Regions from separate parts of the Homo sapiens genome. Here regions 2 and 3 are each linked to region 1. Evidence: chromatin loops called from intact Hi-C (ENCODE). Cell type or tissue: PC-3. All regions are shown on one strand.

Region 1 (5,000 bases):
TGAACAGTTTAATTTCTGGCACTATTTGGGTTCTTTTAACAGCAAATATCTGAAGCATAATTTATCTAAAATCAAAGGTGAATAAAAGGAGAGAAAGTTAGCATGGAATTAAGCGCATTCACTGCTGTAAGATTCACTTTCTGTACCTTAAACTGAACAAAATCTTAGAGTTTCCTTTCTCTCTTTCACTTTTTTTTTGCTTCTTTTTTTCTTACCCAGCCCATGTGATGTTCACTAGAATAACACTATTGACTCGAATGCACCCAAAAGTATATACATATAAGATGATATGTTTTGCCTCTCCAAGTCTGATTATTTCTGGAATGGAAATTACAAATCACTAAACAATTTACACTTGTGTGCATATAATGAAATTAATAACCTTAGAAATATAGATTGCTGTATTGCTTGGTATATGGCTTAATCTTAATTTATTAAGAAAAATTCATTGAGAGATCATCTGGGGTAAGGCTATTCCTATTGTCTCAAAGTGTCATCTTCCAAAACTAGTTTTAACCTGCAATAGAAGAAACCTTTGAATTTTTTTTAAAAAGTCTCTTCTATCCACATAAAAAGGTCTAAAAAGGTACATGTGATCTTGGTCTGATGATAAATTCCTTTACATCTTCAAAAGAAAGTTTCCACTCAGAATTTGTTGGCAAATATATCCAGAGCTTCTTTAGAAGCACTAATTCTAACTCAACCCTACCACAAGGCCTCTGGAAGCTGAAAATTACTAGTTCTAGTAAAGCTCACCCCTCATTGAGTTCCTTCAATGTTTAGGCTGGCAGTAATATCTATCATTTACATATTTCAGAGGTATTCATTGGAATATGGTGACAGGGCCATGACAGAAAGGAGATGTGAGGAGGAGGGAGCTGTGATTGCAGCTTGTGGACTAGGAAACTTTGGAGAGAATCTTCTCTACTGGAAAATAATTGCATGTGATTTTATGTAAAGTATCCAGCACTCCACATCACAGATGTTCAATAAGTGTTGCCTTCATCCTTCTCTAATACTGCTTTATGCAAATATAGCATTTTAAAGAACATGAAGCATGTTTACATGATTTATCATATTTGACCCTCACAATACCCTTTGTAAATGGGCTTTATTTTATGTTTGGAATTACAGATGATTTGAGATGCCAGGGTCTATATAGTCCTAGGTTACACGACTAGTAATTTTAGAATCCATCACCTGGATCGTCTGATTCCAAGACTTTCTTGTCCCTTTACTACCCTCAGCTGCAAGTATTCAGTAATGTGTACCTGACCACTGCATATCTTATTTAAATAATTTTCTTCACTATATGTTTTCATACTTTTAGAGATGATTTATCATCTCCTGGTGTTTCTTTTTCTGTTTGTTTCTTCATTTTCCCTGGTTCTCAGCTTGTAAAACTGTTACATTTCTAATGTTCATGGGTCCATGATTTAAAGTTTTTTGTCAGTATCTCGAGCTCTTCAAAGCGAAAGAACCCTAAAAACAAGGCACATTTCACTCTGGACCATGTTTTTCCTTTGAGCTCTCCTGCTAAAATACCAAACACAATTTGCTTTTCGCTTGTGAGATGGAAAGAAACAGTTGTGTGGCTATAGCTGTCATTTTGCCATTACCATTCTGAGGTGTTGATTTTGTGCTTCACATTTTTCCTGTGTTTTTAACTTGATGCCCTAGCTTGAATTTTTATTTCACTCTAATCGTTTTTTAAATTTGAAGTCTTCCTTTTACTTTGGCAATTTCAGTTGGAACACTATGTTTGGAAAAAAAAATGTTCACAGAGAAACTGAAGGTTAAATCAGCTTTATTCTGTAAACAGTGCCTAAATTATCATCTCCTTCCCATAACAGCCCAATTAATATGTTACAGCAAAGCAGAAAAGCCAAAAATCATGCTGAAAACATGGAGCTATTGCGACACCTGCTGGTAAGAAATAAAGTGCATTGTGTCAACAACAGCAAAAGCAAATGGAAACAATGGATCGCTTGGATAGATTTTATTCCTACAAATCTATCTTTTGTGAATACCTGGTATGTTTCAGGTGCTGTGACAGGCACTGGGACTGATAGGGGGAGGTCTGATCCTTACACTCAAGAATCTCACAGACTTCTGGGAAGAAATATCTCTATCTACACACCTAAATATAGAGAGATTATTTTTTATAGTCAAGGTTGTCAGGTTGGGTTGGGTACACCTAAGATAACACAGGGCCCACAGAGATGACCTTTCACGAATCAGGGACAGTGTCACAGAGAAGGGAATGCTGAAATATTGAAGGAGGAGGCTCCAGGGACCCACTGGAGAATGTAAGCGTAACAGTGAAGGGATCAGATTTTCACCTTAGAAAAATCACCCTGACAGCAATATGAAAGAAGGGAGAGAGACTAGTTAGGGTCAGGAAGGTAAACAGGAAGCTGCTGAGAAAGCTCGGGAGAGGTCAGAGCCTCAGTCAGGGCAGGGAATGTGGAGATGTAGCAAGTAGAAAATTTTCTTAGGAAAGAACATCAGCCAAAATTAAAGCATGTTTTGGGTGTGGACTCTGAGAAAGAAGAAGGATTTTGAAAAGATCCTTTATGTCTATATGGTTACAAACAAAAGGAGCATTTATTTTTCTTAAAAATAAAAAAAAAGAGAGTCTGGCCTTTTAGTGTAGATAGCTTTCTTTGTGTGTGGTCTTAGGAAAGAGTTAAAATATTTCACATCTTATGAGCGCATAATTGCTCAGCAAATACAAGCACATAATTTTATAAAGTAAATTTGGAGACTTTCAAAAAATATTGATCTCACCTGAAGGCAGTGCTTAATAAGTGCAATTTGGAGACAAGGACTCAGAGACACCAATTTGTGTCAACAGTGCTTAAGTGCTCCAATGAAAAACACACTCAAGGTCCTTGAGAAATCTGGATGACCGTAATAAATGTTTTTTCAAAGGAAGGTTTAAAATATTTATTTATTTACTTACTTACTTAGAGACAGAGTCTTGCTCTGTCACCCAGACTGGAGTACAGGGGTGCTATCGTGGCTCTTGGCAGCCTTGAACACCTGAGCTCAAGCGATCCTTCTGCTTCAGCCGCCCAAAGTGCTATGATTACAGGCATGAGCCACTGTACCCATCCTAAAATTCTTAAACCAATAGCTATAGTTATAAATTGAGAAATTAAATATAGTGAAAAATAGGCCATGATTTCCCTCTCTGTCAAAGTAACTCAAAAGAATACATTTTCCCATTGAGAATCAGACAAGGGCATGCACTTATATTCATTTATTTAACAAATATTTACTGAGTGTTTGTATGTATGAACTAAGATAAAAGTATTAAAAATAATATAAATCCCTCAGCTTCCAGGAACAGATAGTCCCATTCATTAAAGTGTATATATTTAAAGTATATATATCACATATATGTATACAATATATACATACTCCTGTGTGTATGTGTGTGCACATGTGTATGAGTGTGTGTATACATCTGTTTTAACCCATGAAGTGCGAGGAAGTATTCTAGAAACAAACAATGAAAATTTTCTTATGTATTAGACATATTTTACCTGTGACAGCTGAATAGTGAGAACAGAGTATTTAATTATAATACCACTTAGTCAAGTATGTTAAAATATAATTTACAGAAACAAAGAAAAAAATAAATAAAAATAAAGAAGAAACTTGAATTAACCAAAGTTATAATATAATAATTATAAATATTACATATATATTCACTTGTATGGGTACTATGTACAAAGACATATATATTTTAAAATCATTTCACTCAATACATTACATGGTTCCACAGGAATAATTATTACAGTGTTCTTTTAAAAAACAAAGTGTGTGTTGAATATATTAAAAAGAGGTACAAAGGAATAAAAATTCAAACATAGAGTGAATTAATGTTGCCAGCTAATGTAATTAGAACTATCACCTGGGAAAACATATCCTACAATAAGCAAGGAAGCTGAATTATTTCTATCTACAAAAATATTTGATCAGAAAATAAAAATTATGTTTATTATAAAGTCTATTTTTTAATCATCTGCTTAAAATCTGCAACATGTATTTCAGAGGCTAATTTAAATGCCATCTGGTGGCATTTATTCATATTTTGGAATTTTATATCAATCTGAATAAATTTTAAGAATTGAAAAAATAAAATGATAAAAATAAAATTTCTTATAAGAACCAGATTTGGCTACGTAATATTGATTTCTTCATTGGAATGATTACCACATCCTGATCTACAAAATAATGAGCTTCCATGAGGGTCATGTAAATAAGCAGTATTGCCAATGTACAAGTGTCCTATATCAAACCTGCAAGGGGTAATTGTCTATAATTCAGCCTCCTACAAGTTTGGACATGCTTTACATGTAGCCAAGTGGATGAAAATATGAGATAAACTAGTTTATCTTGTGATGTTAAAAAATGAAAGAAAACTATTTTAAGTATATTTGAATTTTTCAATGTAGGTAATCATCATTGGAAAGATGGTTTAAAATTAAACTTTATTTCATATAGCCATACAAATTTCACTATTGGTTTTACAGAAATGTTTACTCCGTTTTGAATAAGACCACACAGGTATATCTCCTTAAGAATTACAGATACAATGTGTTATATTACAAGATACATAAACTGTTGAATGAATGAATTAATGTCATCAGCTTAATGACTGAGTTGGGCTAGATTATGATATTTCTTTCAAACACAAGATTACACCAAAGCCCCATCATCTTTCACTGGATTATTGCAGTGGCCTCTAAGTGGTCTTCCATTGTCTGTTCCCTACACAGCAGCCAGAGTGGTCTTGTTAAAACCCAGCTTAGATTGTGTATTTCCTGAATACCCTCCTATGACTGCCAGTGATGAATAGTGAGTGGTTTGAGTGGATTGCCACTTACTGGGTCTCAGCATCTACTGGAGCATCTTAGCCTGCCACCCTGTATAGCGAATGCTAGAATGCCAAAGTTTCTTTTAAAGTTTTTAAAAATTGTTATATATTT
Region 2 (5,000 bases), 220 kb before region 1:
TGAGATATGTGGGTCTGCCAGTCAGTTGAGCCTGACTTGGCTCTGGTAACCACCTCAGGATAATGAAGTTGAGCTGCTTCTGTATGTGACTCACTTGAGTCTTTCTTAATTGTCCAGTAAGGTCTTCATCATGTTAGCAAGCTGAGTGGCAAAGAAAAGGGAACAGTGGGCTGTTTTTCATTCTTTCCTTCAACAATTATTTGTTGAGTTCCTACTGTATACCTCCTAGGATAGGGGAAAGGGATTCAATAGAGATGTAAACTCTTAAATGGAGTTTAAGACCTGCTAGTTATATGGAGATTGATTGAATAAACATTTTAATGATTCTATAGTTAACTGCCAAGGTTAAGAAAGACAAAACTCTGTGAGACTATATACTAAAACAATACTACTCGCAAGTTGGGGGACAAAGACAGAATGCAGGTTAGTGAAGGCTTCCCAAAAAGAGTAACACTTGAGCTGAGGCCATAAACAGTAGTTTTCTGAAAGAAGGCGGCTTGGTGAGAAAGAAAAACAGTCTAAGCAACCAGAACATACGAAAATTCATTAGGAGAACAGATACAAGGGAAAGACTAGTAGCAGTTGCAACATTGTAGCCATGGAGAGGTTAAATCTCTGTATCAGGCATTATTTGAAACAAGTTCATCTTTAGATGGAGGACACTAACATCATGCTATTCTGGTCATTACTTTCTAGGTTATCAACTGTGCTTCTCATTTTTTCTTGCATATCTGTCTTTACTTCATTCCTTGAATTTGAAGCACAGTATTTTCTCCAGGATGTCTTCTTAGTCAAAACTCATAAACTAGAACATTGAGGAGAGTAAGAAGAATAGTCTATTGAAGATGGGAGAAGGTTGGAAAACAGTAAGAGGTAGAAAAAAGCCTGATACTAGATAGTGACAGATTTTGGAAACTGGAACAGGAAATTTGGACGTGAAATTATGGCAATTATATTTTTTTCTCTAAAGGAGTGAAAAGATAAAAGTAATTTTTTAGGAAGTTCATCTGAGTTTGATACAAAGGATTTATTTACTTAAAAAAATTGTAGTTCCTACAGTAAGGCAAACACTGAATTATCTTGTAATGCTCATTGGAATAGCTAAGCATTGATTCTTAATATGTGGGCTGCAAACTATGTATTCCAGATTACCCTGGAAAGTTTGTTGAAATGAAGATTCTGGGGCCCTAATCTAAGTTTACTGAATTAAAATCTCTCAGATGGAGCCTGAAACTCCACAATTTAACAAGCGCCCCAGGTGATTTGTGCCCAACAAAGATAAAAAATGAATGGGTTGAAACTCAAGCAAAAGACAATGAAGTTGGAGCAGCCAGCTGGACTGCTGTTTGAGTAATCCAGTTGATTACAACACACAGACTACAATGGTTACCATGGAGATTCAAGGGCAAGGGTAAACCTGAGAACTATTTCAAAGGAAACATCATAAAGAGGTAAAAGACTGGATTTCAGAAATGGAAGAGAGAAAAGAGACCAGGAGAACTAGGATTGCTGCCTCCTGAGAGTCAGTTAGTGACCAAGAGTACTCATTAGGCCTCTAGATATCAGGGATATTCTTGGCAGTGAGAGCAGAGAGAACAAAGCTAAAGGTGCTGAAGTAAGGTGACAGCGCTTTAAAGAAGAAGAAAAAAAAAAAGGAAAAAGAAAGATAGCTACCAAGAAAAAAAGTGACCTGGTCTACAAAGATGAAGAAACTGTCGATTAGGGTGGAATAAACTTATCATGCAAGAAGTTGGCATAGATACTCGTCTCACCTTAAAGGTGCTTTAAAAATAAAGTGGGGTCAGGCAAGGCAGATAGGTGGCATAGCAGTTAAGCTCAAGCAGAGATAATGAACAGAAATACCAGAGGAATTAGGATTAAAAGCAATAAAGTCTTGAATATTGGCGAGAAAAGATGAAGAAGAGAGGTAAGAAGTTTAGGAATTTTCAAAATAAGAAACTTAAGTTATTTCCTAGCAACTCTGAATAGGAAGGGAAACAAAAGAGGCGGGGTATGTAGGCAATATTTATGTTGTTCTAATCTTATAAGGTTTATAAAGCTTATTTATTATTATTATTCTACCAAATGCAGATATAAAGATGTATAGACCTAGACAGGTGTAGAGATAGGAGAAGAGGAAGTTTGTTTCCCTTTTAACATTTTTGTTCCCCTACTAAAAAATGTAAAATATTATAATATTCTAAATTGTGAAGGTATGCTTCAAATATTTTTTACAGTGGTCTCAATAATTAAATTATTTGAATATATCTATATTTTTCAAATAAGCATGGCTTTGAATGAGACATGTTTGTTCTGTTACTGTTTTTAAATTTAATATTTATATTCACATTTAATTCCAGTGTATAAGGAGGAGTTCTCACTCCAAACAACAGTGGCATGCGAAACCCAAGAGATCAGACCTTGAAAGCTATGCACTAATAGGTTATTTAGTTTTCAAAATCTTAAATTAATAACAATTGGCAATAAAGCTCATTAAAATTCCTTTTGTTCAGGATCCATTGTGTCGATCTTCAAGCCCTGTTCTTCTAAAATGATTGAAGCTGAGATCTCCACCTAGTGGATATATAGGATTTTGCAGATCTTTATGGGAACAGCCAACTATCCCTGGAAATCCTTAATTTTTTTCTCTTAGAGAAATAACAAGTTTTAAAGACTTCTACTTAAATCTGGGATGATTGTCAACAGGACAATTGCAAATGTATGAAACATACCAATATGCATATCAGTTACACTACAGTTAACAAAGCTGAATTTTTATTTTCATACTATAATTAGGAAAACAGATCAAACACAAATATGAATATATAATTATCCATGTAGAAAGCAATATTGTAATACCACTAATTGAGATATGTATAATAATTTACATGAAATAAACATCAAATGTAAATCTGCTCAAATACTCTTCTTATGTAGTTTTTCATTTGTTTAAGGCTTTTTTTTTTTCAATGTTTGCTTGCTTTTGCAAGACTTGGCAAAACTTTTCTTACTTGTTTTTTCATTCCTTAGAGAAGCATACTCAGTTAATTGTGTCAGACGTATCCTATGACTCCATCTTTGATTTTTGTCATATATTCAACTCTGGTTTTATTTTATTGATAACAAAGAGTTACTGAGGACGTTGTTGTCCTCCAAAATGATCCACTTCTAATGCATGCAAAGGCTAGTGGGTGTTTGTCCTCTTGAAGAAAGCTAAAGTAGAAAAGGATTATTATTTGAGTTATTTTGTTCACTTTATTCTGTTTCTAAAGGTGATGTAGTAGCATATTCAGCAGATGGTGGATACAGTACAGGTTTTGGAGCAGAGTTTTCAGCTTCATTTATTCTGCTAGGAACTAAAAACACCTCATTTTCTGCCTCAAAACTGTCTTTTAACCCTGGTAAGAAGGAAAGCGCTTCATGTGTCTCCACTGTCATTGCGCCTTCTTTATGTGCACTATCTTTATCTGGTTGAATATTTTGAACTTCTCTAAAATTATGTACATTACTGTTAACTTCAGGATCTACTTCACTGCAAAGTATTCTATTTTGGGTTTCATGGGAACTTGTGATACTTAAATCTTTAGCTGTAATGGTCTCCTCGGCAGAGCTTGCATCATGTAATATATATTTTTCACTTGTTCCATTTTCCCAAGTTTGCTGCCTTTCTTTTGTGATGCCTTTTAAGGTCATTTGTGAGATCTGAGTTAACATACTAGAATCTGTCTTGCTTTCATCAAGCATATTTTTCTCTTCTTTCCCTACTATTTTTATCTCTAGTGCTTCAGTGCCGTCATTTCTGGGCAATGCATTTGTGCTGTCAATTCCTTTTTCGCTACTATTGGTTAGGTGCCAAACGGCTTGACTACTAACAGGAGAAGTACTGATATCCTTGGGAAGTTCTATTCTATTTTGGTATGGAATTGAATTTGTCTTCATAAATGATAGGTTGTTCTTGGATTGTGTTTGGGGAATGAGAGAGGAATCATAAGTTTCTGTTTTTGAAAGTTTTTTTTCTACATCATTTTCTTCCTTATCCATAATACAATTTTCCACAATTTGATGTGATATTTGGGGTTTTGTCATTAATGTTTTTTCTTTATTTTCAAGCTGTGCATGACTTGAATTTTGCTCTCTGTGTTGTAAGGCTTCATTTTGGTCTAAAGTGTATTCCTTGTTGTAGCTGTCAGTCTTGTGAGCATCTAAAAGTTGTGTTTGATTCCTCGGGGACAAAGAAAACTGATTTAACTCACTGGTCTTTGATACATTCTGTCCCATGTGCTCAGTGGACTCCGTTGTCCCTTGGTCAGTAGCCCTCCTGGAATGTTGGAATGGTAAAACATCACTTCCTGTATTTTCCCAAGTAGTTGCTAAATAACTAAGCACTTTTGATTCAAGCTGAGTTGCATCTTCCATTTGCTCAGTTGAGAATTGAGAATGTGAGTGCCTGTGCTCAGCATCAGTGGGTGTAGGTTGGGGCAATTTTGATGTGTTTCCATCAGGAATGTGGCCAGCTGAGTAACAGCTGCTTTCTATAGAGCTCTGGTTGACTACACGCAAGTTGTTAGCACTGAGCAGGGGGGCACGTTTAGTGTTTCGTTGATAATATGGGGTCTGCTTTGAGTCATGTTTCAGAGGCAGCCTCTTTGAAGTGAGTCTAACATAGTTGCTACTCTCTGACTGTTGAAGAAAATCTGCAGAACACACAGTATTTATTTTGGCTTCTGTCTCAGAAGTTTTGGATAATTTCTTAGGAGGCAACAATACCTGCTTGCATTGCTTTGGGAGACTTGACAAGGATTTTTCTGGATGGACTCTGACTTTTCTAAAAGGATGTAAATTTAATTTTAAGTTTTGTCCTTTAATTTTCCCTTTGAGGTCAGACTGAGGGGTTCTCTTCCTTTTCAGAACCCATGAATTAGTAAACCATTTTTCTCCTTTGTTTCTCTCCCCAGTGTTGCTAAATTTTTTAACATCCAACTTAGTCAGTTGGTTACTTT
Region 3 (5,000 bases), 850 kb before region 1:
TAATTCAAGTTCACATGTTCTCTTAGACACACTGTTACTCCTTCTGCTTTCTTTCTCTTTTTTTTTTTTTTTTTGAGACAGAGTCTCCCTCTATCCACTGAAATGCAGTGGTGCGATCTCAGTTCACTGCAACCTCCACCTCCTAGGTTCAAGTGATTCTTATGCCTCCCAGGTAGCAGTTACGATGACTTGCTTCTCTTCATCTCCCCCACACTTAACCCCCAAACTTCCCTGAAGAATTTCTATTCAACCACCAACACTCTGATTAGGTTATAAAATTAATGAATACTTCCATTCAAAAAGAAAATTTGGATATGTCCTGAGATCTATCAGTATTATACTCTGTTAGACAATTTAGTTGATTAAATGATCTTTGTGTCTGGTAATGTAGCAAATTTGTCATCCAGTATTGACGAGAGACAGACCACCCTGGAAGGGTCACAGATGGAGCCAAAATAGATAGGCATTTGGGCACTTGCTGAAATTGTAGAAGCATACGCACTAAAGAAAGAAATTTCTGGTCTTTCTATTTTTTTGTGGCTCTGGTTTAGCATTAATTCTTCAGGGAAATTCAAAATCACTGTTATTGTTCACTTTCATAATGGTTGTATGAGGCACTCAATGGACCTGTTATCCAGTAAAACAACCATAATTAGTGAAGATCGTATATTTTAAAAATAACCATTTAAGGTCTCTGAAAATTTTACCAAAGGCATATAACAATTAAGAAATGTGTTCAAGAAAATATGCTAATGTTCTGTCAGAACGGTGAGAGTCTATTGTACTTGAGCCATTACCAGTTTCCTCCTTCTCCTGTTCCAGTGTGATGGACACTCTGCTCCAGGAAGTTGTGGCTAAGAAGATGGTGCTCCCTTTTGCCCAAGCTCACAGTGAAAGGCTAAAGTAACTTCATGGTATGTTCAGGCTGTCAGTATTTTTCACAATCCCCAGCCTTGTGTTACTGATGTTCAATTCCAGGCAAGTGCCAACAAGAATTTGAGCATTTCCCTTCTCCATCCAATCAGTTCTCAGAGGGTAAAGTCTGTACTCCATGTGTGGCACACAGAGAATACGGGGGCCTCAATTACTCTTACCTTAGCTGCTAGTAGGGCAGATGTTCAATGCCAGGAAAGGCAAGCCAAGAAAACCTGATGCTACCACATTTTTCCAGGGTGCTGCTGATAAAGCAGTGTTGTCACTCTGGGAAAAGTAGGACACTATCACCATCCTCAGTTCTGGAGTAGTGATTCAGACATTTAGCCTGGAGAAAGAGGCAGGCCATAATAAGAGAGAACTCTGAAGTTCTCCCCAAAGGAACTGACTTTATTTGGAACAGGGTGTGGAAATTTTTAAGGCTAAGAGTATTTGGGAAAACAATATAGATTATATTGTTAAGCAATTATGAAAAGGCTGTTAGCTCCTCCTAAAACATAGGGCAGCTAGTTTACCAGAGAGAAGCAGGAAAACAGACAGCTGAGAAGAGTCTTCTTGAGTCATAACCAACCTCAGATACTGGCTTTAAAAACTAGACCTGCAAAGGAACTTGAATTCAATTCGATCAGAGTATAAAAAAATGTATGTCCCATGACATTGATGAAAACAACAACACAATCAGATAGCAATTAGGAAAGCCTAATGCTGAGTATGACACTAAGAGAGGCAGCTAGCTTAACAGTGATCAGGGAAAGAGACAAAGAGAGTCCTGCTAAAGAACCATCATTCCAATGTGACTGTTGGCATGTGCAAGGTTTTCTCCTCTAAGAAGTGACATCAGAGGCTTCACTGTGGGAAAAATGAACTTCAGTAAAATAGTTCAGCCAAGTCTCTGAGTAAATAAGCAAATCACATCAGCAAAGAGAGTAACAAAAAAGGTAAATACAAAAAGATTCACAGACGACACATCATATTAAAAACATAGAAAGCCAAAGACAAGACAAAAATCTTGAAAGCAGCAAGAGAAAAGTACTTGTAATATACAAGGGAACTTTAATAGAGCTAACAGCTAATTTCTCATCAGAAACACTGGCCGCCAGGTGGCAGTGGGACGGCATGTTCAAAGGGTTGAAATAAATTTTTAAAAAGTTAATCAAGAATCTTGTATTCAGCTAAGGTATGTTTCAAGATGAAGACAATGTAAGGGCTTTCCCAAATAAACGAAAACTATGATAATTCATCTATAACAAATTTGCCTTACAATAAATACTAAAGAAAGTTTAAGGCCAAAAGCAAGTGGCACAGACAGGAATTAGAATACACATGCAAACACAGACATAGGTAAAAATAATTATGAAATTATTAAATACAACATATGTGCATATTTCTTCATTTCCTTCATAAGTTACTTTAAAAGTAATTTTATAAAGAATATATTTACATATAAATGCTTCTTGGGATTAAAGCATATAGAAATATAGAATATACTGGATAACAATAAAGAAAAGGAGAAAAGAGAGAGCAAAGTGGTAGGAGAATGCTGTGAGATAATAACTTGAATGCACAGGAACAAATAAAGAGAACCAGAAGCAATAAATAAAAAGATTAAAATAAGGATCTCTAGAAATATATACTTACTCTTTTTTTCTCCTAGTTTCTTTAAAAATTAAATTATATGTAGTAATAATTATATCAATAGACTGTTGGGTTGTTAACATGTATATATGTAAAATATACAGCAGTAATAGTTCAAAAATGGGAAAGAGAATAGGGCAATATAGGAATGAGTTTCTGTGTATCACCGGAATTAGTATAAACCAGAAGTAGACACTCATAAGAAAGCAGTATATAGTAAGTCCTAAAGCATCCACTAGAAGATAAACTCGTATAGAACTGGTAACATTATACTGTAACATTAAAGAAATATTAGCAAACATTTCAATGAAATCAAAATTTTACACACTAGAAAATATTCAGTTGATACTAAAGAAAGCACTAAAGAAGAATAAAAAAGACATGAAACATATTGAAAACAAAAGTAAAATAGCAGATATAAATCCAGCTATATCAATAATAGTATTAAATATAAATAGATTTTAAAAGTTAATCAAATGATAGAGATTGTCAAATTTGATTTTTTTTTAAATCCACCTACATATGGTCCACAGGGGACATACTTTAGATTCAAACATAGAAATAGGTTAAAAGTGGAGGGATGAAAATATATGTCATCCAAAGAGCAACCATAAGAAAACTGGTGTGGCTGAACTAACTAATATAATATAAAATAGACTAAAGAAAGTTACTAGACATAACGGATGACATATTAACAATGATGTAATAATTCATCAGGAAGTTATAATAATTATAAAAATATATCCAATTAACAGAACCCTAAAGCACATGAAGAAGAAACTTACAAAATTGAAAGGCAAAGAGACAACTCATAATAAAAACTGGAAATTACCATACCTAATTGTAATAAAAATTAGATCAACTATGTGGAAAATAAAATGAAATTTAAAATTTAAAAAATTTTATATACCAACTAGATCTAACCAACACATATGGAATACTCCACTCAAAAATAATGAAAAAAGGTAGAATTGAAACCATACAGAGTGTGATTTCTGACTATAATTAAATGAAATTAGAAATCAATAATTAAAAAATGAAAATTCATGAATATGTCAAAATTAAGACACTCCTAGAACCAATGAGTCAGAGAAGGTATCACAAGATAAATTATAAAATACTTTGAGAAGCATGAAAATGAAGACACAAAATTCCAAAAATTATGGAATGCAAACCATACATACAATAAGAAGTTAATATTCAAAATATATAAGGAATTCAATTCAATAACAAGAGAACAAATATTATGATTAAAAATTGGGCAAAAGACCTGAATTGACATTTATCAAAGGAAGACACAAATGGCAAACAGGCATAAGAAAAAGTACTCAATGTCACTTGCCATCAGAGAAATGCCAATAAAAACCATAATGAAATATCATCTCACACCTGTTAGAACGGCTACTATCAAAAAGGCAAATGAAAACAGACATTGACAGGGATGTGGAAAAAAAGGGAACCCTTGTATAAAGTTAATGGGGATGTAAATTAGTGCAGCCATTATGAACAATAGCATGAAGATTCCTCAAAAAATTAAAAACAGAACTACCATATGATCCAGTAATCCCTCTTTTGGGTAGATATTCAAAAAAACTTAATAACTACATATGTCAAAGTGATATATGTACTTTCATATCCATTGTTGCATTATTCACAATATCCTAAATATGAAATCAACTTACATGTCTATCAACAAAAAAATTGAATAAAGAAAATGTGCTATAGATAAAAGATGATAGATAGATAGATAGATAGATAGATAGATAGATAGATGTATAGACAGACAGACAGACACAAAACTGAGTTCTATTCAGCCTTAAAAATAAGGAGGAAATCTTGTCTTGGGACAACATGGAAAACCTGAAAGACATTATGCTAAGTGAGATAAGGCAAATGCCATATGTTCTCACTTATATGTGGAATATAAGAAAGTTAAATTCATGAAGAATAGAATGGTGTTTGCCTGGGGCTGACATGGGTGGAGAGTGTAGCAGAGAAGGCTTGGGGAGATGCTGGTTAAAGTGCACAAAGTCTCAGTTAGAATGAATAGATTCTGAAGATGTACTGCACAGCAGCATCACTATAGTTAACAATAATAATGTATTATATACTCAAAAAAGAGATTAAATCTTAAATATTCTCACCACAAAAAGTATATATGATGGATATGCTAATTCATTTGATATATTTCACAATATATACATATGTTAAAACATCACACTGTACTTCATAAATATGTACAATTTTTATTTGTCCATGATTCCTTCATAAATCTGGGAGAAAAACAGAAACAAACCAAGTGCCCAACAATACAAGAATAAACAAATTGTGATATTATCTGTACAATGGAATACTACTCAGCAATAAAGAGGAAGAAACTTCTGATACATCCTACCACATAAATGAATTTCAAAAGCACTATGTTTAGGAAA

The links. Hi-C counts contacts between places; a loop is a spot of excess contacts. Peaks named below come from ENCODE experiments on the same cell type or tissue, not always from the same donor. Only the 100,000 strongest peaks of a DNase experiment are listed, where the experiment ranks them.
Region 2: a loop joins it to region 1, with 5 times the contacts of the local background. A loop is called at or near these places in 6 of 110 quality-filtered maps.
Region 3: a loop joins it to region 1, with 9 times the contacts of the local background. A loop is called at or near these places in 11 of 110 quality-filtered maps.

What each region holds. Positions count from the first base shown.
Region 1 is chr1:74,688,078-74,693,077 of GRCh38, forward strand. No RefSeq gene overlaps it. Among named protein-coding and RNA genes, the nearest start is that of ERICH3, 17 kb to the left of the region's middle. In PC-3, a CTCF peak has its summit at 1,926 (motif pointing left); a DNase peak (open chromatin) is centred at 1,914; H3K27ac peaks cover 938 bases.
Region 2 is chr1:74,466,623-74,471,622 of GRCh38, forward strand. The region is part of intron 23 of FPGT-TNNI3K (FPGT-TNNI3K readthrough); the gene reads left to right. All of the region lies in intron 21 of TNNI3K (TNNI3 interacting kinase), which reads left to right. It overlaps LRRC53 (leucine rich repeat containing 53), which reads right to left. Exons shown (of 5, transcript NM_001382280.1): 5 at 2,754-5,000. The coding sequence ends at 3,256. Among named protein-coding and RNA genes, the nearest start is that of LRRC53, 43 kb to the right of the region's middle. In PC-3, CTCF peaks have their summits at 2,572 (motif pointing left) and 2,772; no DNase peak of the experiment used is centred here; H3K27me3 peaks cover 1,862 bases.
Region 3 is chr1:73,838,093-73,843,092 of GRCh38, forward strand. No RefSeq gene overlaps it. Among named protein-coding and RNA genes, the nearest start is that of LINC02238, 170 kb to the left of the region's middle. In PC-3, a CTCF peak has its summit at 2,011 (motif pointing right); no DNase peak of the experiment used is centred here.